7 separate regions of the Homo sapiens genome follow, and all the other regions are linked to region 7. The links are chromatin loops, found by intact Hi-C in ENCODE. Cell type or tissue: endothelial cell of umbilical vein. All regions are shown on one strand. Region 1 overlaps TEX41 (testis expressed 41). Region 2 overlaps QTMAN (queuosine-tRNA mannosyltransferase). Region 3 overlaps LOC100505498 (a long non-coding RNA gene). Region 4 has its middle 180 kb from the start of LINC01911. Region 5 has its middle 710 kb from the start of LINC01966. Region 6 overlaps TEX41 (testis expressed 41). Region 7 has its middle 870 kb from the start of LINC01966.

Region 1 (4,000 bases), 810 kb after region 7:
GCTCACACCTGTAATACCAGCACTTTGGGAGGCCGAGGTAGGCGGATCACAAGGTCAGGAGCTCGAGACCATCCTAGCTAACACTGTGAAACTCTGCCTCTACTAAAAATACAAAAATTAGCCAGGTGTGGTGACGTGTAATCCCAGCTATTCGGGAGGCTGAGGCAGGAGAATCGCTTGAACCTGGGAAGCAGAGGTTGCAGTGAGCCGAGTTCGCACCTCTGCACCCTAGTCTGGGCGACAGAGCAAGAACTCTGTCTCAAAAAAAAAAAAAAAGAAAGAAAGAAATGGAGTCATGGTCTACAGAGGAAATAAATACAATTCTGGGGGAGGAAATACAAATGCCTTGTTAGGACCTATAACTTAGTAAATTGCAAAATACGCCGCTCCCCCGTCTCATTCCTGAGCTCTTTGCCTGCTTCTGTGTTTAAACTGCATTCTGTATAAAAATGAGTCACTTGAAAAAGAAATGCATATATATATATTCTATTATATACACACACTCATCTGTTGTCTTTTTTCTGGGGTGGGGAAGCATCCCTTCTCTGAACCAGAGCATATTGTTCCACAAAGCAGAATGGACACAAAAATGAATGACTGTTAGTGTCTCCATGCCATCCTAAGATAATAAGCACCTTTGAAGGGGTATTCATTGTTTCAGGCCCCAGAGGGACCATTTACTGCCTGGAGATAATAATGTTCCCATGTATCCCCAGGATACCTGGGAGAATCTGACTCACTATGCAAAAATATTGATGAGAGCTTTAGATAAAAAGGAGTAATAAACAACAAATCTACAGAGGAAAGCACCCTCTGCAATGTTGTAAGCAAGACTCCGGGTACAGGAAGATATTTTCTCTCTGTATTTTGGTAATTTAACAGTCAGTGTGGTTACAATCTTGAAATCAGCCTGAACTTCTATGGATGAAAATGCTACAGAGTCTCAGAATGCCTCCATGGAGACAGGAACAAGGAAAGCTAGAGAAGGCTCTGGGTTGTGAGGAGTGGGTGGGGGAAGCCATCCCCCAAAGACCTAACCACTGAGAAATATTATAATTTGAATAATTTTTTAAAATTAAGCCTATTGTCAGATAACTTGGGGTGATAAATCTTTCCATTCCCCAACTTACTTTCCTAAGAAACCTCGTGGCATGGCAGCAAACACATCCAACAACTATTGCCAGATAATGACGAATCTCTGATATATTTTGTCACATTGCAGTCTATGTTGCTAGTTTCATATTTACAAGCAAAATTGTTACCTCAAAATATGAAACACTGGCATTTAGAGAAATATAGAAATTACTCACTTCCCTGGAATTCTGCATGACAAATTAGAACTATGCTTTAACTCTAATAAGTGTAGCTGTAACAGTTTTCATAAACATTCTTGAGATGTTCTTCTGGAGTAGCTTTATTTTGGCACCCTACTTTTCCTGCTTAAACAAATGAAAAGGTTGGCTGATATTGTCAAAATACAGCACTTCTGGTGAACCAAGAGCCATTTATTAAAATAATGTATTGATGCAGTGTCATAAAACACAAAATCATATTTCTGCAGGAAAAACCTATTACCCTAAGCCAAGATTATTTTATTTTAAAAGAAAAATTATTACAGTTGTCGATTCTGAAAGTTAGATGATGTGGTTCCGACCTTGGCCCTTCAGAGACTAACCAGGCAGCTTTTAATGCACCGTAATATGTTATGTAAAAGATATATTTGTATAATTAACAAGCCTTGTCTTAGTAGAAATGCATTAGCTTCAGGTAGATTCTGTATCTCTCATGATTCAAAATGACTAACTTAATAAAAATACAAATGTGATTTTCTCTAGTTGTGCAGAGACATTAAATAACACATAGCCAAAGTGTGACAAACACACAAACACACTCTCTCACTCTCTCTCTCTCTTTCTGTCTGTCTCTCTCTGTCTCTCTCTGTCTCAAACTCCTCCTGCAGGGTCAGGGCTCTCCAGAGCTAACCATTTTCCTGACATCGTCTTAATCTTGTCCTTTGTCACAGCTCTGCACTTTTTGCTCTAAAGGTTTCTGCACTAAAAAGTGAGGAGGTGAAGCCATAGTTCAATTCAATTTATTTTTATATTGCCTCTCATACAAAGGCTCTCAAAACGCTTTACAGTAAGAGATAAAATAATCATATAACACTTGCCCATATTGGAAATAGCCACAATCACCCAGACGGCAAGGGGGTAAAGCTATGTGCACAGTCATGGGTCAAAGTCCCTGGCGAAGCACCCCTCGTTTAGAAGCCATATAAACGAACATTTCAGCAGGGTGACGTGGCCATATAATATCACTTGCTGAGCCCCACATTCTCAAGGGACAAGTAAGAGGCTTCATTTTTCTATTCAAATAAAGCATTATCTCTCATAAACCTATGGTGATCTCAAATGGTGACCAGCTTCCTCTCATGTGCAAATGAAAGAGTCAAAGCAGGAACATGTTTTCTTTCTATTGTTGCCAATTACTTTAATCACACATGATTTATGGCTTCCTGGAAAGCAGTTATTCTGGGCCACCTCTTTTCATTGACCGTGTTCCATATTTTGGACCCAAAAGGTAAAAGAGAAAGGAGAGTAGGAAGCCCAAAGTGAGTGGTATTTCTTTTAGTCAACCTATAGCACAGAAGAAAAAAAATGCTTCCACTTGAGACTGAAAAACTCAGAATGAATCACCGGCACTCTGGGGCAGGAAGAAGGAATGAGGGAGGGTAATAGAGAAAGAATTTTTGCTAGATAAGGCAGCCCAAATTAAATAATAATTCCCATTGAATAAAAAACAAAACAAAAGCTAAAGTCTGGAAAGCATAATGAATAAACCAATGCTGGGAAAAGGAAATTAGGTCAAATCAATATATCAAGTTTGCATGGCGCTTTTAATTCACAGAAGGGTTATTCTGGACTTGATGTAAGGAAACTGGAGATGTTACTATGCTCTGAGAATGACAGAGTTATACAGTATAAGAAGAAAGTACACTCAGCAGATGAAAGCTACCACGTTTGCAAAGACCTTCTTTTACAGTGCAAATAGCAACTTGAAATCACCAGACCCCAGGGAAAGCAATTCTCAAAAAAAGAAGCTTCTCCCCTGAACCCCCACTCCACCCTCATCACATGGTTTCTCAAGTATGGAGACAAAACGTTCTTTGTCCATAAGCGTATTATTCAAAAAGTGTGCAAATCAAAAGAAGCCTATGGCTCCAGAGGAATTCACGCTGTTCATACCAGTAAATAATCCAAACTGCATTTACTTGGAAGCCTGTTTCTAGAATGATGTGAACCTTTGGTATCCTCTACTTCTTGCATCGAGCCACATCTTTATAATACATAATAACAAACAAGAATATATTGTAACTCATTTTTTGACCTTTTAATATTTCTGTCACTGATTGTCAGAGTTGAGAACTACTCTCTATCCTGAGGTGATGGATTATTTAATTAACCATTGACCTTTTCCCAACATTTGTTGACAATGAGCACAGTCCCATGAAAGCTGCCTGCTTTGGATATTGGTCAATTCTGTGTTGTCAGTAGGAGCATACCATTTTTCATAACTTAGATCAAATAACTAGAATTACTTTGTGCCATGTATTTACCTAAACCTATTTTCAAATGAATTCATGTATGTTTCCTTTTAACTATCTAATAGGAAAGAACAATAGGTTTACTGCACCTTTTTAAAGCATACTCCATGTTAACAAACACATATCAGGTAGAACTTAAATGAGTCAACCTACAGAAAAAAATGTCATTTACTATTTATGAATCTTTTGGAAAAAGTTGCAGTCACTTGTTTCTAATGCTTTGCACATCTCCATATCCCCAATTGAATCCGACTTTTTCTAGGGAATAAGATCCCAAGAAGGGTGTAGCAGACTCTTTGAAAAGTTCTTCTAGATGTTGTTTATAAGTTCCATTCATCAGTAAAAGAAATATTCCTGCATTTTTTCCTAGGGCTTATTTTCTTTATAGAAGGTGAT
Region 2 (4,000 bases), 1.6 Mb after region 7:
GGATCATTGCACACTGCACTGTGTTTGGAAAAAAGACTGACAGAATGTTCTTTCAGTAGATTCTAAGGTATAGGAATTACTTAAGTGCAGTGGCTCTGGAAAATGGTTATTGCGTAAAGATCTGGAGTAATTAAGTCACATACTGTTCATGTGTAGAAGAATTTTCTAATAATTTTGATAAGTAACATTTTGTATGATGAAAACAAGAATAGTAAGAGTAGAAACTATAGAATGGCAAATAAAACAATTCTCAGATATTGCAACATTTTGAAATTTGATTCATCATTTAATTTGGATTTCATTGCCAAAACAATTTAATAATAATAATGGTAAACAGTCTCAAAATGCTTACATCATGCCTACAATGTACCAAGCAGTGGTCTAAGCACCTTACACATCTCACACCACCCTATAAGAGGAGTACTCTCATAGGCCCATTTATCACATGAGGAAATAGAAACAAACAGAAGACCAAAAACAAAAAATGCAAAAAACAAAACTTGGCCAGGTGCAGTGGCTCACAGCTGTAATCCCAGCACTTTGGGAGGCAGAGGTGGTTGGATCACCTGAGGTCATGAGTTCGAGACCAGCCTGGCCAATATGGTGAAACCCCCATCTCTAATAAAAATACAAAAATTAGCCAGGCATAGTGGCGCACACCTGTGGTCCCAGCTACTTGGGTGGCTGAGGCAGGAGAATCGCTTGAACTCAGGAGGCGGAGGTGCAGTGAGCCCAGATTGTGTCACTGCACTCCAGCCTGGTGACAGAGCAATACTCTGTCTCAAACAAACAAACAAACAAACAAACTTTCCCTAAATCGCATAGCTAGTAGTTAGCAAAGCAGGCAGTCTTCCCTTAGAATCCATGGTAGACCTGGGTAGTCTGCCTTCATAGTCCATGGTACACCCAGGTGGCCCACCTTTGGAGTACATGACCTTAACCACAGTTCTAGTTTAAACATTAATGAATGCAGTTGTTAAATAGTGTATCTATGCATTGTGGGGTTTTAAACAAATATGGAGATGACATGATTTTTTGCCCTTTAAAACCAGTCTCTGGCACTGTTTGCCATATAATTTGCATTGCACGCACACCACAATGATTCCTTTGATTTAACCTTTTCCTACTACTGTGAAAAGGCAATGTTAGCATATATTCCTTATGTATTTACAAATAAAGGGATTTTTATAAAAAGAAAACTTGAGATGATCTCCTTAGTTTAAACTGTACCTTATAGTTATGGATAAATTAGATGTAGGGATTACTAACTTTAGGAGATTTTATAAGGACTTCAATAGGTAAAAGCCTATGTACATACCTTGCTCTTTACCTAAGAATATTTTATAAGTAGAAATTACTTTAAATCAAATAATTCAAAAGGTAATAGGCATGCTTACTATTACAAGTTTTATTGTTAATATTTTTTATTTTTTAAATTTTAAAAGTAATATATAATTGTATAATAGAACTTTGGAGATAAAATATGAAAATTCATAAACCCAGAATCTGTAATAACCTGTTTTACTTCCTTATGGTCTTTTCCTATGTATCTAGTCTTACATTGCTTTAATAATAGTATATTTATAATTTTGTACTTTAGGAAGTTTTAAATTTATTGTTAATATTATTAGGGATCTTTTTTGGGTAAAAATACAATAAAATTTTGTCTTTTGGATAAATCCACATTTTCATATTCCGGGTTTGTTTTGTAGTCTCTACCAAGTACACATATTATAATTCAGAAACAGTTTTGTGTTATTCTATTTACTGCTGTCTCTTCACCCTCTTTTTGTTTCTGTGCCTTTGGCTTTCCCTAGCTGGGCACAGTCAGGTCCACTGATGCCCCCTATCTGCAAACTCAGTCTTGCACAGTACCTGAGCCATTCTTACCTGAGTCAGCTGATAGACACATCCTTAGCTTCAGATGCACACCTGCTCGTTGATGTGACTTATAGTTTTATCCATCCAAGACCTGGAATTCGTCCGCACAGCTGTTTGGGCTCCTACGTTCTTCCAGCTGACATTCACCCCTAGGTCTCTCTTGTTGCCAGTTGCCATGAGATCAGCCCTAGGCCTTTACTTTGCTGCTCTTTCCCTTATCTCTCCTCACCTTTCAACTGCCACCTTTAGCTAACTTGGCCAGATTTTTCTCTCTTTGTTTTTTTCCCCTGATATATTCTGCTTTATTCTATAGGCACCTTCTGGGGCTTTGATACTTCTTCCTTAGTTCCTGCCAGTTCTGTCCGCTGCATAATCCCAGTCAAGCTTGACATCTGTACAAGATTTTCCAGAGTCACTTCCTAAATTCTGAGCAAGACTTCTCCTTGAAATCTTTACTCTTCTGCTTTATTCATTGAATTTAACCAGCATCTTGCCCAAGTTATGCTCTTTTGACCTAGGTTTTTTGATTGGCCCACTGTCTTTTTTGATGACAGGTGTTGTAGGTGGTACTGTTTCCTTTGAAGTATATTCGTTCCTGGAACCAGGTCTCAGCCTCATTTGCAAAGGCCTGAAAACACCCAGGACAGTGTCAGCATGGTTTCTCCTGAAGGCAAATTACCGTGTAAAAATCAGGAGAGCAAAATAAAAATTTTAATGCATGTAGTTACTCTTCTAAATTCACTCACTGATTTTTGTTAGGTCTATTCAGATCCTTTTTACAGCTGAACCATTTATCACTTGAAGCAAAAGGAGCAACTGTCTATGCCACGTCCAAATGTCTTTGTACTATGAAAACTTGAGATGCAAGGCATGTTGTGTCTAGGTTTAACATCACTGTAACACATGAAATAAGAGTCCATCAATGCAAACTAAATTAAAACTGTAGTTGCATAAATAGAATCTATGGTAAGCTCTCTTTGCCTTACCCCATTTATTCTACTTATTGATGAATTTTCATAACTTACTCCTTGAATAAATTATCCAAGAATTAGCCTGTGATTTTCTTTACATATTTCTTCATATTTGTACACAGGTATTGCCATAATAAAATCTTATAGTGATTACTGTTTTTTACTACTTACTTGGGCTGGATTTTAAAATAATGATTACTGTTTTTACTCTCCATTTGGACTGGATTTTTCATTTACAATTTATATTAAAATGGAACAACATTGTCAAGTCTACTGTTAGAAAGGACTCAATCATTCTTTCGTTTTTTTCAACTGTAGGGACATTCATATCCTTTCCTCCCTAGTCATACATGTAACTGGTCCTATCAGTAACATGATTAGATCACAAAACTTCTTTCTGGTAAGATATGAAATTTGGGCATTCACATTTAATTTTAACCTTCTGACATTATGCTGTTCTTTTCCTCTCTGGCTTCTATGTGGAATAATGTGGCATGGCCAGTTTCTTACAAGATGTAAGTGGGTGGGGAGGTTCTGCAACAGGGTACTGGAACAAGACAGCCACAGGGAATTGACTCGATTAAATATATCATTTCCATTGTATACAGTTGTGATGTCCAAGTGATCTGATGATATGAGTCATAATCATAGGAAGCTTTTGGTCATAAATAAATACAAGAAAGAAGTAATGAAGGATCCCAGCTAGTAGAACATGACAATGGAGTGTCTGTTTAACCATCAAGTGTAGACAGGCTGGTACTCGATTTCAGTATGATCTCTTCAGACCACATGTTACCTTTTCTTTCGTGCCATACTCAGATGTCCCAAATTATTATCACTCTTATGACTGACTAACATAGAGGATTTCCAGCATTTTCTTGGGTTGCGTGGAGTTGTCTCAGAGATTTCTATATATTAATATATACAAAGGACATGTTGTCAAAGGAAGTGAAAAAAGGTTGAGTTAGGTGAATTTCCAGACCATCTATTCCTGCTTTACTCAAAGGTGTTTTTGTGTATTTTACGTACCAGTTGTGTGTAAGAATTCATTTGAGAAAGTGGCTGCCTTAAATTAGTCTGAGAGCTATTTCCTCTGTCCATCACAGATAGAAAGACACGATTTGGTGCTGTCTCCCCTCTAACCGTTG
Region 3 (4,000 bases), 640 kb after region 7:
CAGTACACAACTCTGTTACAAGGCAAGGGACATCAGCAGTGCAGCTGTTTCCCCAAAGGGGGGAAAACTTTGATTCAACCTTTCTCCTACTGACTTCCCTCCTGTATTCCTTTCAGATGCTCTCCAAAAAGTTTTGAAATATCTGTCTTCTGATTTTCACATTTGTTCAGTATCCCCATGTAGTTTCTTTTTTCATTGACTTGATGCAATGTAAATTTAAAGCATTTCTCCTAATGACCTTAACAACTCTTACTTGCTGGGAGTATATTTCTGTACCATCTCTAGAACCCAGCCCTCACTACTTATGTTCACATTCATTTAATTCAATTGAATCATATAATATTGGAGCCAAAAGCTACCTTAAGACAACATTGAGTCCCTAGCCCCTCATTTCACAGATGAGGAGGAAAGGAACTTCGACCAGCAGTTAAAAAGCACATAGCTAGTTAGTGACAAAGCTTGTACTGAAACTAAGGGATCCATCCCTCCTATGACAGCTTCCTTTTCACCAGACCATACTACTCTCTCTGGAGTCTCCATTCTTTCCTAGGAAATGACGGAACATGAAATCAATTGCCCATACTGAGAGACAGACAGTGCAGAGTAAAAGTGCCGAAGGCATAGAGGAAAATGTAGATGGGGACAGACAACGGCATTGGAATCCTGGACCTGTTTTTACTTAACATTGACCTGAGGCATGTGGCTTTCCCTCTGTGAGCCCCAAATTCTTCTTTTATGAAATGGGGACCAAAAATACCTGTATTCAAGGATTCTTGGTATGATAAAACAGGGCCTAGCTCTGCTGAGAATATATAGTTGTGAATAACAAACACATTCTCCCTCCGTTCCTTATTTCTCACACTGTTGCATCTTTCTGCAAGTTATACTCTCCACTGATCATTCTTTCTGTCCCCTGCATCTGTAGAATTAAATTCTTGGAGTTTTCTCTCTCCTCTGTGGTTGTTCTTTTCTTTTCTCCTATGCTAATTTTCCCTTACACTATTGTCCTTTCTCTTTCATCACGTGTAACCTTGAGGTCTTCTCCTTTACATCTTTTACAAGCTTTTTTCAGAGCACCCACAATGAATAGGGTTTGCTTATAAAGAAAGGTGATGCCAGTGGCATCCTTGTTCCTCCTACATTTTCTTCCTCTGCAGTTTAAGGACTCTTTCAACTGTGCTCCATATATGCTTTCAGTAACTAACAGCTATTAACCAGGCATTTGGAAAACTGCTTAAGACATATTTCCAACTTTATTAATAAATGCCCTTCAGTGTAAATATTAAACTTTAGAGTTTTTATTGAATTCTTCTTTATCTATTGTATTTTCTAGCTTTAGAAATTCTTCATTATACACCTGTTACCTCAGCAAGATACGTGACACTTGTCTGAATTCTACTTTGACCCTGCACTGCTGTTGAAATATCAAATTTGAAAGAACAAGTAGGAATAAAGGATATTCTTAAGATAGCCAGAGAATCATTCACTTGAAAATTTCTCCATTATTTTGCAACTCTGAGAAGTCGCCAACATCACTGGGAGATTTGGCTTGTGTACACCTGGAAAATGTGAGACGTGAATATTTCATGTTACTACTCTGGCTTCACTTCCTCAGGGGTGGGGGAGGCAGGCTGAACTGCATGTGTTCAACCTATCACTAAACTGTAACTCAGTATATGCTATAAGGGGTTTACTGTGGCATCTTAGTCTTGCAATATTTACTCCCTATCTTTTCACCCAAAATGAGTTTATGTAACTGTTTATGTATTGGAACAAGTACTGTTCAGGGTCAGGTTTAGCCCCAGGTAGAGGAGGCAGATGTTCATGGGGTATGATTTAAAGAAAGTCCACAGTCTTTTACAGAAAATACTTTTCCTAATAGCCTTACTGAAATTCCCACATTAGTCACTTCCTTGGAATGAAGTAGTGAGGGGAAAAAAATCTGATAAAATATGCAAGCTATCCAAAAGTTGTAGTACATAAAGCCCCTTTCACTAATAGATCAAATTAGATAAGCAGTCATTTAGAAGGATTAAAGAGAGAAAAGATTGATAGAAAATGGGAGGAAAACAAGGCAAGGAGCTTGTCCAAGCTTGGAAAGGCAACACAATCTGAAGGAACTGATAAAAAGAGAGATGTCACTAGGGATAACTTCATGATCTTAAAATGATTGCTTATGATCAAACACAGTGCTATATATGCATATACCCATCCATATATCCAGCTATCCTTCCACTCATCCATTCATCATCTATTTATTCATTCATTTAACAAATGTTTATTGAGTAGTTTTGTACAATGCACTGCAGTGATACACTAAGGACACAGAGATGAAGGGTGCTCAAGTGTTTATTCTCAAAGAGCTTACAAAGAAATGAAAGCAGGTAAATAAAATTTATAAATCTGGGTCTTAAATGCTATAATAGAAATCAGCTCGTGGTGCTACAATAGCAAGACTGACATTACTTTGAGATAAGACATTGTTCCATAGGTATATTTATTTATGTAATCCTTCCAGCAATGCTCTGAGGTAGGTACTATTATCAGGTCCATTTTACAGAGGAGGAAATGGTGATAGACCATAAGTAACTTGCCCAAAATTCTGCAGATAGAAATAAACAGGATTAGAATGTAAGCCTAATTTACTAGCTCCAAAACCTGTTTTCCTGACTCAAGAACCCACAGGTGTCATAGCTAACCTATCACCAGATTTTAATAGTCATCTATGTTTGAATTTTTGGCTAGTCAAGAAAGAAATATAGCTGTTCACCTCAGGTGTCCAACCTCTGATAGGTAGCCTGACAGCAGGACTAATTTGCTATTATCCCACCGATTACTTCACTTGGTAAATAGGATTTACCTATGACTGGTATCACAGGATTATGATAGCCATAACTTCATTCGCTAGAGCCTCACTGTAAACAACATGACTGGTTGAACGTTTAAACATTAAGGACACTCATTGGTGAACTGTATCCTTAAGGATTAAAAAACGTTATTAGGACACCTTTGAATTATTATGATTTGGCCATTTTCATTGTGAGTACAGACAGGCGTTGGGTATTTCTCAGGTTCACAAAGGAGATAGTCGATTAAGGAGTACAGGGAGGCCAGTGGAGATTTGTGAGCAAGACAAATTTTGTCAGGGAATAGGGAGGAGACCTAGGAGACTGTAGCATCTAATTTGATACATTATAAGCCACAAACATGTCTGAATGACCAAGAGCCAGCCACAACCACAAAATAACCAGGATAGGTCCGGAGTCAGCAGGGAAGAGCTAGGAAGAAGGCCAGGCCGATAATGAAAGGGGGCATTAAGGTACACATTAAACTCTCCAAAGAGGGAAAAATAAGCAGAATTTCCAAGGCATCCCTAACAAATTTGAAGTATTAACATTTTTGCTAAAGCAGCAAAAATGGCAAATTTGCTGGTTTCACTAAGTACATTATATTGCCTTTTTTTTCTTCTCTTGAAGTGGGGAGGTGGTAAGGCTTCACTGAGCCGTAGTGAGTGAGGATGTAAGAGACTTCAAAAGTGGCACAGCAGCCAATTACTTGGAGTTCAGAAGGAGTGGTTTATTTTTCTGGCATTGGAAAATCAGCATATTTGGAGCTGACGTCCAATGCCTTAGCTGGGTTGCCTGAACAACTTGGGACTCCAGATGGGAGAGTAGCTGCCTTATTTCGTGGAGTAAGCTGCCACTGAAACCCGGGGCCCTTGACTGAAATTTCAGACATCTGATTTTGTCAGAGTTCGGATACCTTTCCTTTGAAATGCCCTGCCTTGATAACCGCTCTAACCCATTGCCAATCTTTCCAGCAAACATGTCTCCCAATGATTGGGAAAATTAATGAACAGGCACTAGCTAATATAATTAAACCCAAACACTCCTGATTTCAGTATTAAGAAAAAGCCACTGCCCTGATTTTCTCTTGACAACACAAAAAGTCTTGCCATCTTCGAACTGTTTAATTATTGAAATGAACTGTAACGGTACAC
Region 4 (4,000 bases), 910 kb before region 7:
TGTGGTCTCACTTGTGCAGAATGAAATGTGTTTAAGGCAGCATTTTCTTAGAATGTGGTGTTCAAACCAGGTTTTCTTTTTTTTTCTCTCTCTCTTTTTTACTTTTTTTTTTTCACTGCAACCTCCGACTTCTGGGTTCTCCTGCCTCAGCCTGCCGAGTAGCTGGGATTACAGGCATTTACCAACACACCTGGCTAATTTTGTATTTTTAGTAGATACAGGGTTTCTCTATGTTGATCAGGCTGGTCTCGAACTCCTGACCTCAGGTGATCTGCCCGCCTCGGCCTCCCAAAGTGCTGGGATTACAGGCATGAGCCACCGTGCCTGACCTTCAAACCAGGTTTTAAGTGTAGAGAATTAAATTTGATTCTAAATAGAAGAATAATGTTCAAATGATGGAAACTTTAAATAATATTGGAAAAGTGAATTTTTTAGGTCAGAGCATGGTTCTATACAAATTGAATTTTAAACAATAAGCTAGATGGACAAATATTTGTGCCCCTAAGGCAGAGAGAAAAAAAAATGTTGTTGAGTGTTCAAAACCAGTAACTCTATATTTGTATATTGCTTGGATAGAGATGATAGCTGGTTACATAAGCAAGAAAAGTCAAGGGTCATAGAAACTGGGCTTATTTACATTTAAAGAGCAGTGGAGGAAACTGAGGAAGGCAAAAAGGAGGCTCTAAAAAGCATATTTTCCTATTTTCTTTCATAGAAACTGGGGAAAAAAGGAGTTTTTAAAATTCAGCAATTTTCAAAATATCATATACATTTTTAAAAGTCAGGAATAATTAGATTTTAAAGAAATTATTAGATTTAGTATGGAGGAGTTGATTGATAGCATGAGAAAAATGATTTCATTAGAATGGTATATAGATACTTAAGTAAATTATGGTAGAAATTGGATTAGGTCTCTGTCTATATTAGACTGGATTCAATTCTTTGCGTTGAAAATGAAGACACTGTTTATGTTGAGCCAAATTTGAAAATATAGGTTTTTATAAGTATGTGCCAAGGTTTATATGTAATGATGAGTAGTGTTGATTATTCATAGACTGTGGTTCCCTGGTTTCCATGTAATCTCAATATCAGGTACCTTTGAAAGAAAGGTTGTAAAGTGATTTTGCTATAGTGAATGTAAAATCAGTTACTATTTATAACATATCTTTTAAATCATTAACAAGGTTTTAACAATTGTGTGTGTTAAAATCTTATTTTTTTTGAAACAAGATAAAGGAACTCTATATTTTTAACATTTCATTATATTATTTTCATTAGCTATATCTATTTCTGTTGTATTGCTGAATCATCTGTGGTCAAAATTATGTGTTCAAAAGGGAACACTGTCAATTTACACTTCTGAAGATGACTTTGGTGTTTTCCCATTTTTAGAACAATTTTTAAGGAAAAAAAGTATTTATGTGGTCACTATTCTGTTTCCTCATTCTTAAGAAAAGATGTCAAATGAAGATTTTTTTTAAAAAATTGTAACATATAACTAAGTGTCTTCTTCAGTGTAGGCCCCTTGACCCTGCCCTCACAGGAAAATTCTGGAAAGTTTAACATATTTAATGGTCAGTATCCCATTCCCTGAATCTTTGTTTCTCCTTAGTTGTCACTTGCTGTCACAAAAGAAGCCCACTAGATGGTGGTAAAAGCACAAGCTACCTACTCTGATTTTATTAAAAAAAAAAAAAAGTCTTCAAAAGGGAATGCTTACAAGGTTTCAGAGGTTGTATTTTGCCCAATTTTTATTAGATAGAGAAGAAGCAAGAAAAATAAAGTAGAATAGTATTTTCCATGCAACTTAATTGTAGTTATGAAGTGGAATACCTTTTGGCCCTAAATTATTTTCCAGTGAACTGCTTTCAAAATTAAGTTGTTTTGTCAAAATAAATATCAAGTAAAATGATTATGAATCATTGTGGCAAGTTTTAATGCAGATCAGAAAGTAAATTAATCCAAATCTGTCTGACTCATCATGCCTTTTTCTTCAGATACAAATGAAGAGTAAACAATGTTTTGGCAATTTTTAGGTTAATCATGTAGAACTGATTACTCTAGAAGAATGCTATTAACATTTAGTCAATTTATACCCTACAATAAGACAAATTAAAATTAATGTTGCTGTTTTTAAGATATCAAATGGGTCATGATTTTAAGAAAAATGAGAACTGCTATAGAAAATGATAATGTTGTCTCTGGGCCCAGTGAATCTAGTGACTTCTAAAAAACCCACTTAAATCTCTTTAAGAAAACAGGACAATAATTAAGTAAATATAACTCCAAATGAGGGAGAGTGTCTGTCTTTAGTTTAAGCAGGTTGTCTTTTAAAGTGTAATGAGGAATAATAATCCACTGTCAACCATTCTCTGTGGAATAGCAACAATTAAATCTTGCAAATAGCTTAATAACAAAAGAAAGATCTTCTTTTTAGATAGAATAAAGTATCCTAATGAAGCTCTATTGCACAATTTTTCAATGTTTATAATAATTTCTTCCCTTTAGTATACATTTAATTAGTTTAATACTTTCTTGATGATACAAATATGTAAATATATTTTTTAAATAATTCACTTTGTTTATAAAGTAAAAGATGTAAATAAAATATGTAACTATTAACTTTTGATCAGGTCAAAAGTCCTGACAAACTACACATTATGACAAAGTATTGGACAGAAAACTTTTTATTTTGCTTATTTAATATCTTCATAATTGTTCACCTGCCGTCTTTCCACATGTAAGAATATCAAGTGCTTACAAGCTCCCACTGGACCCCTACCTTTAAAATTCATTTAATAATAATAGTGAGCATCATCTAAGGGTCTTAAGGTGACAGCCATTGACCTTTCTACAATCAATGATGTCACAGATCTTGGCTGAGAAGTCATTTTAAAAATATACTTCTTTTCATACTGGCATACACGTGACATCAATTTCAGCATTATCCATATCTGGTCATGATCAGTGGTGAATTCATCTATCTCTGGTCGCATGACTGTTGCCACACAGCTTGATCTACTGAGGCAATTTTAAAGCCCTTTGGCTTTCTATGTTTTCTTTCTTGAACATAGCAGGAAGAAAGCTGGGAAACCTCTTCCTGATTTAAAGGATGGTTAAAGTGCTTCCAGTAAAGGCCCTGTTGAAAGGCTTACTAACCCTGGACATATTTTCTCTGAAAGCTGACTCATTCTGCTCAAGGTCCATTAGTTCTGAATAGGTTAGAAACACCTTGGTCAAATCTAGAAATTAGGCCATTTTGGTTCCTCCTAAAGGAGTACAACCCCTATCTTGGTCAAGGGGTCCCCAGAAAAAACTTAAGAATTGAATTCCCAGCCATGATGGGAAGGGAGGTCCAACATATCTCATTATATCCCTTCCCTTTTGGAGTTTAGGTACAACTGACCAGCATTAATGTTAAACTAGCGATCATAAGACTAACAAAATGAACTCTTTGTGACAATAAGATACCAAATTATAAACAAGACCTAAAGCTGTGCAAGGCAAGGATTAAGTCACATCTGCAGGCCATCAATGTTACTACATAGCATCCTTAACTTAAAACATTTCTTTCTGCTAACTCCAAATTTTAGACAGAGCTTTACTTCATTAAGCAATTGCAAATTAAAGAATTTCTGAATTCACCCGCAGCCTTTAAGCCCCTACCTCCACTTAAAGATAGCCTGTCTTTTTGAGCAAAACCAATGTATACCTTCCATGTATTGATTTAAGTCTTTGCCTATAATTCTTGCTTCCCTAAAATGTATAAAACCAAACTAATCTGACTGCCACAGGTCAGGACCTCTTGAGACTGTATACCTGAGCTACAGTCACTCATAGTGGCTCACAATAGACATCTTTAAAATACTTAACAGTTTTGTTTTCCCTTTAAGATTGTTCTGACTCAACGTATGGATATGCAGCAGTGAGATGTCATTGGTCACTTATTCAAATGCCAACCCCCCCTGACTTTTTAAAAATAGCTTTATTAAGCTGCAAT
Region 5 (4,000 bases), 160 kb after region 7:
TAAAGGGTGACAACAAGCTTTAATATTTCAGCAATGAGAGCAAACCATGGATGTACTTTACTATGGAAGTCTTCTGAAGAATTTAGAACCCTTCCCTAGCAAGTTTTCACCTTGACTGTTGTATGTACCATTATCAGGAGAATCAATTTCCTTGTGGTGCTGGTGTGATGTCGAGAGTAGAGCATGCGGGACATTAGGATGAGTGTATACTGGCCCTGGTGCTTTTTATAAATAGAGACATATCTACAGTAAATAAGAGAATACTTTCCTTCTAGAAGCATAATTACTTGAAGTAGAATGAATATGAGGTACAGGAACAGCAATCAGAATTTTAGAAAACTTGAGATTATGGCATGAAAAATATTTTTAATGTCCACTATGACCAAAATATCAGCAGAAGTGGGAGGGAATGAGAAAATCTTAATTTTGATGGGCTTAGCTCTGTTTATCTAACACATGAAAATCTCAAGTATGTGTTCAGAGGCCCTTTTGCAGACATGTGGCCAGGATCTGTAAATCCTGCTGAGAATGGTTTTGAGGAGCTGGGAGGCCAACATTAAAGCAGCTTCCCATGCTGCGTATTTTTAAAAAATTAGTATTATAAGAAAGGAGCACGGTGGATAGTATAATAGAAAGAACATTGTCTCGAGTCTCAGGAGGCCAAAGTCTAGTCCTGATTCAGTTTGTCAGTGAGTTTGTGGTGCTGGGCAATATAATTACACCTTTTGGAGTTTCAGTATCCTTGAGTAGAAAAAAGAATTTAGGGTGTCTAAGATCCTATTTCAGGAGCCCATATTTTTACACATCTAGGATTCATTCATCAAATGATCTTTATAAACCCCTAAGAACATTAACTTGTTCTCTTGGCATTTGCCTCTTCCACCAAGCCAATTGCCTTAGGGTAGTGAGATAGCAAGGAGGGATGGAGAGACTGGTTGTTCAAGGGTTCTAGGCCAGTGGTTTCCAGATATTGGAGATTTAATGTTCTGTATTCTAGCGGGCACACACTGGATGCTCTCCACATGATGCTGAGTCATTCTAGACTGTGGGAAGAAGCAAACTGAATGAAGGGTAAAAATACCAGACTGGGAAAAAGGAGTCCAGCCCTATAGTTCTTACGGCAGTAAGATTTACAGCAAGGAAACCAGGCATCAGAATGGGCACAGATAACAGTCACGATGTCCAGAACCTAGTGAATTAAATCCAGGTACAGAAGCAAAGGAAAATGAAGCCAGCAGTTGCCACAAGTCACAATAAAATGACTGAGAGGTATGATGGATCAAGAATAACTTAGCCTCGACTGGATACTGAGTTGAACTTGTCTCAGGTCTTACATTTTTATATATTTTCAGTTAGCATTCGAGGTTCAGACTAAATACTCAAGTCTCTTAGGCCAGTAATCTAAAGCAATGGCTAACTTTGCAGACTGTGCATAGGGAAACACAGCAGCTTTCAATAGGCTGGCCCTGACAAGCTATGTTTTACTGTATGTTCTTAGCCCTGTTTTGAGCCAAGCATGTCTTTAACTTAAGCAGAGAAAGTGTAGATTACATAACCACAGATTGTTGGAAAGACTCTTATACATCAAAATTTTTATCTTAAATCAAATTCCTTCATTTTCAGTGATTTCTTCATTTCTTAGGCTATGTTCCTTTCTAAAAACATGAATATACATGGGATAAGCAGTCATATCGTAGCACCTTAATATGACTGATTTGATTAGATTGCTCTCCTGGGAAGACAGCATGAGAGTGCCTGATGTTTGGGAAAAGAGTGTGATAACTAGGAAAAAAATGGAATGGAAGTGGGGTTCAAGGGAATGCATTTCCAAAAGCAAAATCTTCTCACTTCATACTTTTTTCAATCTGCATAAAAATAATCAAAAGTGATTTAGATTCTAAAATGTAAAATTGAACACCTAGGGACTTTAGATCTAATTTGATTCCAAGGTATATACAGAGCCTGCCTGTGAGGCCTTGGACTCTAGAGGGCCCAATAGTTCCTTTTACTAGTCAAGAGGAAAGCCAAACATATTCTTCCCTTAGTCTAATTCCTTTGTTCTGGAGCAGCTCTCTGGGATCCTTGGAAGAAAGGTGCTATGTAAACCATGAGGGTGTGGACTTGGATGGCTAGGGTGGGAGCCTGTGAGGTCTTGGATGGGGACATGCTTTCTCCATGTGCATTCAATTTATGATTTTTTTCACTTCTGGAACCCACTCAGGAAGCTGCTGGTGTATGTTATAAGTCTGGAAAAGCACATGCACGAAATAAATAAATAAATAAATAAATAGCCAGCATCTGCCATAGAAGCATACTGCTTCCTTAGAAATGAGTCAGTGTAAGCTGGGCTCATAGAAATAACTGATAGGCCCCAACTTTCTGGCATGATTCATCATCTCCCTTAGACTTGCTGTCAGCGGGATGAGCAGGAGAATATGAGAGAAGGAAGGAAAAGAACATTCACCCTCCTGGGTGGGACTTGTGTGATATGTTGAAAGCTCTCCTAGCTGAGGAGGGACAATTACTTCTTTATTTCACAGCATCAGGTTTGCTGGCCCCAAGATTGGATAGTTGTGGGTCACCCTTTTATTTACTTAGTACTTTGCTGAACTAAATATTCCTTAAATCTCTGGCTAGAGATTCTTATCTAGAACTGAAAATATTTACTCACTTATCCTGTAGAGTTGCTTGTGTGATTTAGATGAAATGAACATGAATTAGTTTGTATTTTTATTGTGGTGGTTACTAAAGAGTTCAGTCAACGATGAAAACAGAAAAAGCAGAATGCCACATGATATTATCAAACATCAGAAAAGGAGAGAATACTTTTATAAATGTCATTTCTTTCTACAATTAAATGATACACAAAGAGATAGATGTTGCATGTTGATTTATTTAATAGCAGGATTTCCACTAGATGGTATCTTGAAGTTTGAGTCATACTACTAATATTTGTAGAAAGTAAATATAATTAGAAATATAGAGAAGTGAGAAAAGAAGTATTTTAAGGCCTGTGCTTCTTTTTTAGGTTTATGTTTCTTTAATTTGCAATTTTCACTCTTCGTATGAAAGGCCTCATGCAGAAAGTACACAAAAAGTCCCTCTTCTACCAAATTTAGAGAAATAAGATATAAAATAGAAAAGAGTTAATGATGTTGACAGGGAAGAAAGCAATGTATGGTCCACTGGTTTTGGTCAAATTGTAGCTAACACCACAAATAAGTTGACTGATTTTTTTTTCTTTTGTGGAGAAACCTTAAATGCATTAAGAAGTAAAATACTAAAAATGGCTAAATTACAGAGAAATTGTAGATAGCGACACAAAATAAAAAGATGTACTGGGTATCTCACTGAGTTCAGAGAGACATCTCCACTTAGAGTGGTTAGAAATCTATCCTGCCTTAGATCACACTGTAATCCAAATGCGTTTTTACATTTTCCATACTTTTAGAACATTTCTTCCCTTGTACTTTCTAACCCCAAATCCCAGGCCTCAGTCTAAAAGCCAGTTTGTGCCTAATCATTGGCAATAGAGAACTAGTACAGAAGCCAGTTATTCTGAGTGAAGACTATGTGAGCTGCCATCAGCCTCTTCTCTAATACCAGCAATGTTTTCCTTGGAGCATTTCTGTAAGTTAGTGTTTCTGGAAAGTTTGTCCTTCAGACTACCAGACTCAGAATCTTCTCAGGTGCCTACAAAAATGCAGATTCCCAATGCCCAACTCAGAGCTTCCCATTCAGATTTGTCTCGGGGATCTACAACTTTTCAGGCGTCAGAGGCAGTTTTATGCACAGCCAAATTTGAGAACCTCTGCTAAACCAGCAGTAAGATATTTCCAGAGTATGTCTTCAACTATGTTTCCATTCTCAGAGAAGTAACTCTAATGATCACATCTAAGGTAGAGAAATCCCTTTGTTATAACATTTCCCTTGCTGTGAAGCAACCCTGATGAGGCTGCCTTTTGGGAATGAAAGGAGTCTGACTGAGAGGAAATGCCAC
Region 6 (4,000 bases), 740 kb after region 7:
TACCTATCATGGCAGCATGGGCCCATGGGGACCCATGGAAGGCTGTAATGAGGGGTTCCATTAACCAGTTTCATTATTTCAGAAGGCCTAAGGGAATAGCACATTCACCAATAATAAGGCTACTAAAGCTAGAATGTCAAATTACTTTGCTTTGGGGCAAAATCTTATCAATTTCCTATGAAGACTCTTATTACCTCATGCTGATCAGAGTCTCTGATTGGCAACTATGTATGTGTCTGATTAATAAAGTGTGAAATAAAAACAAATGAATTGTTTTGTTTGGACATTAATTTTTTTCAAAACATACAGTCCCAGACATAGAAGATAATTTCAGACAAGACTAATTTACACCAAGTGTTTAATGTCAATCTAATATCTTGAATAATAATGGTGATGATGACACAAAAGCTAAAACTTACATAGCACATTCTGAGTACCAGGTACTGTTCTAAGCATTATACAAACACTAATTTATCCAATCATCACAACAGCCATATTAGGGCCAATTCTAGGCCAAAGTAAGGTTATAAAATAATAACTGAGGACCCTGAGAGAGAGGGCAGTCCAATATTATGCTATTATGTCACAGTCATACGGAGTAACTGCTGAAGCAAGAATTTGAAAACCAGCACTAAAGCCTCTGAATCCAGTCTCTTAAGTCCCCCTTTCAGGAAATACTCTGATTAGGGTCTCACTTTTTATTATAACAAAGATAACAGCACACAGTGGCTTACTCAACTGTAAAACTAGGATTATCACTAGTTTCTTCAAGAGTTATTGATAAAATTAAATAAGTTAACTTTTGTAAGCCTGTAGAACAACACCTGGCACAAGGTAAGTTCTGTTTGAACAATTATACTCTTCAAATGACAAAGCTTTTTTTCCTCCCCTTGAGTGCAAATCAAAGTCCTGAGGCCAACCCTCTCACCTGTGTTCAGTATCGGTAAAAAATTAATTTTGAAAATGACTTTGCTTTTGTCTAATTACCAATATGCAAGGAAATCCACTGGCTGCCTAAAAATAAACCATTAACTCATCATACTGGTAAAAGCTCAGCATGAACACTCTCTTTGCGAGCAGGAAGAGGGAGGTGAGGAGGATGACACCATGACATGTTGAGTTCAGAGGCATGAAACCAGGCACCTGAGCCCTGCTGGGGACACTTGCTGAGTTTTCCTTTCTTTTCTGCCTCTTCAGAAACACCCCTGTGAGAATGGTAATTTACCACTAAATCTGTGAGCATAGAAAGAAACTTTTAAACTGTAACACGCACATAAGATATGAATTCCTGGGACAAGCATATCATTGCATAATATAGCTCAGTTTTAATAAACCTCCATCCATTGAAGCTCCATTGTGGAGGAGAGTAATTCCACGGCAGCTTTGAAGTATACTCCCTTAAAGAAAGTAAGAGAAAAGCCATTGTTTATTTTACTACTATTTAAGAGTTAATGAGAGATTTGCACCTGTACAGCTGTTGTGGACTGAAACTAGCTCATGGAGTGAATGTGTTTTCTGCTTGAGACAGTTGTAAATGCCTTGAGTAAAAACACTGAGGACTGCTAATGGATAGGTTTATTTTAAAGCATGCCATCTGCTATCAATCATAGAGAAGTATAGGAAGCAAGTTTGGCTGGGCTCCCTCCTTGCGAGCCTGATAAAGACAGGGCTCCAGGACTCGGGAACATTGAGTCCTCAAGAGAATAAAACATCAAACCTACTCAGCAGCTCCACTAACAATAATAAAAATGCCTCTGCCTAAAGGTGACATTCTGAATTTACGATTATTTGTGTCTATAAAGTGTATTCTTTGGCTCCTGACTCATTCTGACTGTCTCACTCCGAGAACAATACATTAAGCCTGCCTGGAGTAAATGGAAATCCTATCCTTTTATTAAACCAGCAGCCAGTACCTGAGACGATCTAATGCCCTGTAGAATCACAGGAAGCTTTTCAGTTCTGTTTTGTTTCTTTGTAACTATTTTTCATAAGAAACTTACAAACAACATCTATGTTAATGCACTAAAATATATAAGTGACGTAGGCAAGTATATGTTTCTTAAAAGACAAAATAAAATAAAATAAAAGATTAAAATGGAACTAATTCTTACTACTCTATCATGCTCCCATTACAATGCGGTTGGAAAATTACCTGTGAGAGATATGTTATGGTAAAATTTAGAACCCGTTGCTCAGAACTGTTTGTATTCTTCATGCTGTATGAACCAAGCATACTTTCAAGAGGACAAACGTTATTTTCTCGGAAATCTTCCAGCAATGGAATCATAACCAATATTGCTTTCAAAAATGGATCCCAAAGTATTCCTTGAAAAATGCCGAGCCTGGCTTATTAAAAGTGCTGCCTGCTGAAATCCTCAGTGGACAAAATGAGCTGTGGTGGCACTGGCACCTTCTACAGCTTATAATGTTAGATTCTGCTTCAAATCTGCAGCTTAATGTAAGTCTATTGCTAGCCTGGAATATGGAGTTGTGACTGTTTGGGGAAAACCCACCTGGCCAGCAAACTCATGAGCCTAATTAAAGTTAATAGAGAAATTAAAAGAGGACAACACTGCCTCAGTAGTGATAAGAAGAAATGTATAAGGCAATAGAAATTCAGGGCAAGAACTTAGATTTTTACATTATGCATTTGTTAGAAATACTTCTTTTTTAAAGACATGAAAAAGAAATTGGTATTATTTGACTTGCCATATACATGATTTTTGTGCTAAAGAAAATTAATGTTTTAGGTTAAATCGTATGAAATTGGAAAATACTTAACCAATAAGCATACTTCAGATCTGCTGTGTATCAGAACTTTGCTAGGCTCTACGACAGCAGGAAAGTAAAAGGCATTATCTCTGCCCGTCATGGAGAAAAAGGTTTAACACATTCAATAGAATTTTAGAACATCATAGAGCCAATCTTAAGAGCTAAATTATTAGGTAGAGAGAATAAATGCTATAAGAGTTCAGAAAACAGGGAGAGCAACGAAGACTGCAATAGCGAGAAAGACTGGTTAGGAAGACTTTCATCGTTTCCTTAAAAGCAGAAAAAAATATATAAAATAAATGCAGAACATTTATAATAATTCAGACTTAAAAAGATATAAAAGAAATTTACCTATTGAAATTTCAGTGTACTTTCTAATGCAATATGGAATTAAATGTTGAGTCAAGTTATGAAACACACCTAGAGCAGAAGGAAGCACCAACAATGCTTTCGTTCTTTGACAGAGGTTAAAAAATAATGTCCATACTGACAGAGCAGGAAATGTATTAATAGATGCATGAAGCAGGCAAGGGCAGAGGCAGAGTGTGGCAAATTAAAGGGCACCTGCCTCATCTAGAGGCAGCCTCTACCCAGCACGAGCAGGTTAGTGCCAAGAGAGGAAGAGAACCCAGTTTTGTCAGATCTCCAACTATCAAAGAAAGCTGGAAACCTGGCTTTTAAGTTATACTTACCAATTTTGTAAGAAAAAAAAAATCAGGTCGAGCTAAACACCTTACCACTGTGGGACAGATCCACCCATCCTCCTCCGGGCTTCTCAATAGTTCATGTCATAGGGAAACCTGGCTCTTTATTTCTAGGAACCTTAAAAACAAGTCTATAAATGCCACCATTCGCTCCAGTATTACATTTGGAGTCTTTCTGAATGGTGGCACCACCTAAGTCTGCAGAAGGCCGATTCTGTGGGTTATTTTAGAAGAGCCAGTGGGTTTCTGAAAGCTTTGTATGAATGCTAAAGGTTAGTATGTCTCTTACACCAGATTTGAAATCCTGTACAAATAAGTCAGTGGAGCACTAATGAAAAAACTACTGTGATAGGGCCTGTGCTGCTCCGATTAGACATTAGCGGCTGCATCAAGAAGAGAAATACCTGAAGATTAGCACAGTAATTTGTTTCTCTAAACCTGAATCATTTAATCTCTTTTCTTAAGAAAGCAGTGGTCTATGGATATGGTAAAGAATTAAAATTGCATTTATAAAGTGATTTCCA
Region 7 (4,000 bases):
GCCCCATTTCCTGACTGGTGTGAGACAATAAACAAACATGGAATAGAAAGCCTAGAAGAGGAGAGAGTGCTTCTTCAAAACATGTTCAAGCAATACTCAGATCTCCATGCTAGGAGAAATTTGTGAAGAGGCTGATCTGTAAGCCTCCATCCAACACTAGGATTCTAGGATTCTCTGAATAACAAAATCAATTACTAGTTGGATTCATCTAAGAAAAGGCAGAAAATGGATGGCACACAAAGAACCACTGGCCCAGGCCCTGCAGGTGATGCTGGAAGTGGGGGTGGTGCCATGGGCTGAGTCCACTGCTGTCAGAGTGAGGAGCAGAGCCTGATGGCTTAGCGGAAGGGTAGATCATTGGCATCAAGTCATTCCATTAGCCATAGTGCTTTTCCATATTTCCAGCAAAAATGTAGACGACTGTGCTTCCTAAACAAAACAAGAGAATGCAAAGGTAAAAAGCAGACAAATAGTCTTGGAAATGAAATGAAAACAAAAACCAAGTAAACAAAAATCCAGGAAATCTAAGAGGAATAAATGTAGAGCTGGAAGTAGTAAATCAGAAACAAATGGAAACATAGTGCTGTGTTTTCCATTACCCACTTTAACCGAACTCTATAGTTAAAACTTTTCATCCAGTATCTTAGCAATGTGGTAAGAACCTGTAATTGGTTTATTACTGAAAATCAATGCTGTTAAAAACCCCCTTGTCTGAAAAGGAAATCTAAATATAAGACTGATACAAATGGGTCTTTATATAATTGTATTTCTTAATTGATGATACATAATGTAATTCTTTATTGGGAAGGGGCTTCACCTGCCTCTAGGGAAGGGGTGTTGGTTGGAGAGACAGAGTGAAGCATGTGTAGGTTGCAGCCCCGGGCCCAGGGACTGACAGGTAGCTGTGTGAAAGGCCTCAGATCCTTTCCGGAGGCACCTAGTCCCCACTCCAGCTCCTCCCCCTCTTTAACCACAGCTCCAGAGCAAGTTTGTCTCTGCACATAGAGACTGGCCTCCGGCTGTAGCAGGTTGCAGGAACTGCCAATGTAGTGCATTGTTCTTGAGTTTCCACAGTCCTTCCTTCTCTATCTCCATCCTTTTACAGCAAGCATTTCTCCTCTTGTAAACAAACAAACAAACAAAAAGAAAGCAGTAATTATTTTTTCAAACACTTTCCTAATATAAGTTCTGGAAACATCTGCCTTCTTTCTACACTTTGTAAGCACAGGTTTGGGGTCCAGCAAGCGGTATTTTAAAAGGGCCATGATTATCTGGTACTAGAAACAGCAGCAGCAGCTCCTAATTCAGATCTTTTAAATCGGTCTTCTCAGAATACATACATTTGGAGTATTTGAAAACTTGGTCCTCTGAGGCCTGTTCCTTCTTCTCCCTGGATCTTACCTTTAAATGGCTGAAGATATAATGCCTCAGAGACTTAAGGTGAGTGGAGATAGATTTGCTAGGTCCCAGAGTAATCAGAAAGGCAAAATAGCTTTGTAACTCTGTCTCTCTCTGCATTATTCCCTGAAGAGCAGCTGCAGCAGAGTGTGGACCCCGTGTTTGCACATGGCAGAAACTGGGCTGCCTCACATTTAAGGCCTAAGTTAGCCAACTTGTCAATGAATGCCATTAGTGCAGACGGGCCACAGGCACTCAGGGATGGAGTGGCAGGCAAGCTCAGATCAGCTAAGGAAGAGCAGGCATCGGGTGGTAACAACTTTCAGTCATTACTGACCTGGGCTCTATTCAAACCAGTGACCTAGAAATGAAGGGCTCCAAATCCCATTACTAATTCCCCGAGCCATCAAGTCTCCCCTATGGCCTGGATCTTGTCCTGAAACCCAGGTCTCCTGTTGAAATAGCATTAAGACAGCAGCCACTGCGTTGGCAGGCAAGGTTTTTAAAATAAAGGGAGGGGAGGGAATGTGCACGTAGAGAGTTGGCTTTAATTATTACTTTAAAGTTTTTCAGCTCCTTTCAACCTAAAAACCTGAACCTTCTTTAAAGTCACATGCTTGCCAGCCAGCACAAAAATGGTGTTCAAACAAGCACAGCTTTTTTATTTTGTTTGAATGGTGAAAATACACAAGCCCCCTCCCAAATCAAGGAATAATGAGAGGAAACCAAATGAGAGGAAGTTGTTGGAAAGCAAAGAAAGAGATTAAATGAGTATTGCGAGGACAAGAATATTTACTGCCAAAATAAGAAAAGGAGCTAAATGAAAGCACCCTTAAGCCGCGTTCTTCCTCACTTCTTATCTCTCTGTCACTCTCTGAATCCCTCTCATCAAAGAGGGACAATTATTTTTAAGTAAAAATGTGGGATTTTTGTCAGTGAGGTGAAGCCCATGCAAAGTGAGCTGGATTAAAAACTGCATGTAAAGTTCTGTCTCGTGTTTTAAGCCAAAAGCTCCAACTTTACAAACTGTCCTGTAGATGGGGCTGTACTCTGCAATTCTAAGATCACTGCCTCAACAATGAAGCAATTGTTTCCTGTCTCCACTTAGCAATTCCTCCCTCTCTTTCAGTTCTTTCTGCTTGCATGTTCTATTTATTTTAATGTATACCTTTGTGTAGAGCCTGTCTCTGAGTGGTTAGATACCCCGTTGATATGTGGCCTTCAAGGGGGAAAAGGGAGTGCAGCCTATTCCCATGACATCCTAAGGCTTTGTAGAGCCAAAAAAACCTTCTCAGGAACACCTAATCCTTGGGCTCTGTCCAAGTACCACAATCTCTCTGTACAACTGACATGGGCCACTTGGGACACTTGAGAGTTTTAGGTGTGTCTCTCTGAAGTCAGCCCCGGCCAAGCATGAGGCAAATGTGCCCGACCAAAGAAAATAAATTATGTGGACTCCAATTTTCAGCAGTTATGAAGTATTGAATTACACATGCAAAGAATTCACTTTGGGATTAACCCTTTGGAACCGAAACACAATCTTGTCACAATGCCTGAGAAGGGAGCATGCTCTGAGTGAGGCCTGACTTTCCAAAGACACAGAGGTTGCTGACCAGGAGACAGAGATGCTCAATGCAATAAGAATGGAGATAAATGCAAATGTCTTATGTGGGCATGGAAGAGGGTATATGTCGGGGTTCTGCCCTGTCTCTGGATAGGCTGTTGCTGGCATTGTAAAGTTTAAGGATTCACTGCAAAGGCCACTTCAGCACTTAACGGGAATGCATCTTAGCATAATTCACACAGTCCCTGTGGCTGCTTCTTCATTCAGATTTAGAGAAGTGGTTGAAAGCCACTGGAACTTGACTGAAATCACAACTACAGAACCCCTGAAACGGCATTCATCCTCCATGACTCATTGAGCGATAGAAAAGGACATCCTGTCCTACCCCTTTAAGAATTCCTAGTTCCCCATAACCGTCTGAAGCACTAAGCTGTGAGTACACGACATAGCTGAAATTTAACACATAAACCCTGGAGTAGAAAAACAAAACAAGGCCATTTGTTTTCCCCTATAAAGCTATTTATTTACCAAATGACCATAGAAAGCAAACCTCCAACAATAACAGGAAACAATCAATCTTGAAAAACTTAGGGAAAAATTTTTTTGGAGCAAAGTTAACTTTTTAATAAAGTAGGTGTCTTGGGTATGCAAAGCAGGATGTCAGGAAACAGGCAACCTTGCCCCTCTTCCCCTCAGGTTATTATCAGAAAATGTGTGATCTACAGGAGGGACACTGTTTTGGGACTGATAAGCTGTGTCTACATAAAGATCCCTCACTTATTTCACATGTGCCCTGGAGGAAATAGAACTGTACAACGATATCCCTGGGAGACACTGTGGACCTCATCCACTGCCCTCATATTATCCAATGAAGAAACTGAGTTGCTCAAAGTTGCAACAGATACAGCTAAAAGCAGTAGGACATTTTATGTAACTTATTTCTAAAACAACAAATCTCTAATCAGAGAAATATCTCTATGTCTCAGTTGCTCTTGCCTGTTCAGAGGGATGATAACTATCTTTTCAAGTACTTGCTAT

What was found. Peaks named below come from ENCODE experiments on the same cell type or tissue, not always from the same donor. Only the 100,000 strongest peaks of a DNase experiment are listed, where the experiment ranks them.
Region 1: a loop joins it to region 7, with 7 times the contacts of the local background. A loop is called at or near these places in 5 of 110 quality-filtered maps.
Region 2: it touches region 7 in a loop (10-fold over the local background); 4 of 110 quality-filtered maps call a loop at or near these places.
Region 3: a loop joins it to region 7, with 2.8 times the contacts of the local background. A loop is called at or near these places in 2 of 110 quality-filtered maps.
Region 4: a loop joins it to region 7, with 6 times the contacts of the local background. A loop is called at or near these places in 4 of 110 quality-filtered maps.
Region 5: a loop joins it to region 7, with 4 times the contacts of the local background. A loop is called at or near these places in 6 of 110 quality-filtered maps.
Region 6: it touches region 7 in a loop (6-fold over the local background); 4 of 110 quality-filtered maps call a loop at or near these places.

Annotation. Positions count from the first base shown.
Region 1 is chr2:144,941,439-144,945,438 of GRCh38, reverse strand. The region is part of intron 3 of TEX41 (testis expressed 41); the gene reads right to left. Among named protein-coding and RNA genes, the nearest start is that of LINC01966, 62 kb to the right of the region's middle. In endothelial cell of umbilical vein, no CTCF peak of the experiment used is centred here; DNase peaks (open chromatin) are centred at 1,358 and 2,498; H3K27ac peaks cover 3,330 bases.
Region 2 is chr2:144,160,726-144,164,725 of GRCh38, reverse strand. All of the region lies in intron 4 of QTMAN (queuosine-tRNA mannosyltransferase), which reads left to right. Among named protein-coding and RNA genes, the nearest start is that of QTMAN, 170 kb to the left of the region's middle. In endothelial cell of umbilical vein, no CTCF peak of the experiment used is centred here; no DNase peak of the experiment used is centred here.
Region 3 is chr2:145,108,731-145,112,730 of GRCh38, reverse strand. The region is part of intron 3 of LOC100505498 (a long non-coding RNA gene); the gene reads right to left. Among named protein-coding and RNA genes, the nearest start is that of LINC01966, 230 kb to the right of the region's middle. In endothelial cell of umbilical vein, no CTCF peak of the experiment used is centred here; a DNase peak (open chromatin) is centred at 1,750; H3K27ac peaks cover 410 bases.
Region 4 is chr2:146,659,338-146,663,337 of GRCh38, reverse strand. No RefSeq gene overlaps it. Among named protein-coding and RNA genes, the nearest start is that of LINC01911, 180 kb to the left of the region's middle. In endothelial cell of umbilical vein, a CTCF peak has its summit at 1,647 (motif pointing right); a DNase peak (open chromatin) is centred at 1,647.
Region 5 is chr2:145,592,528-145,596,527 of GRCh38, reverse strand. No RefSeq gene overlaps it. Among named protein-coding and RNA genes, the nearest start is that of LINC01966, 710 kb to the right of the region's middle. In endothelial cell of umbilical vein, no CTCF peak of the experiment used is centred here; a DNase peak (open chromatin) is centred at 2,337; H3K27ac peaks cover 1,363 bases.
Region 6 is chr2:145,010,122-145,014,121 of GRCh38, reverse strand. All of the region lies in intron 3 of TEX41 (testis expressed 41), which reads right to left. All of the region lies in intron 1 of LOC100505498 (a long non-coding RNA gene), which reads right to left. Among named protein-coding and RNA genes, the nearest start is that of LINC01966, 130 kb to the right of the region's middle. In endothelial cell of umbilical vein, no CTCF peak of the experiment used is centred here; a DNase peak (open chromatin) is centred at 1,811; H3K27ac peaks cover 1,766 bases.
Region 7 is chr2:145,751,107-145,755,106 of GRCh38, reverse strand. No RefSeq gene overlaps it. Among named protein-coding and RNA genes, the nearest start is that of LINC01966, 870 kb to the right of the region's middle. RefSeq lists an enhancer at 3,023-3,072. In endothelial cell of umbilical vein, a CTCF peak has its summit at 2,416 (motif pointing right); DNase peaks (open chromatin) are centred at 2,566 and 3,316; H3K27ac peaks cover 1,483 bases.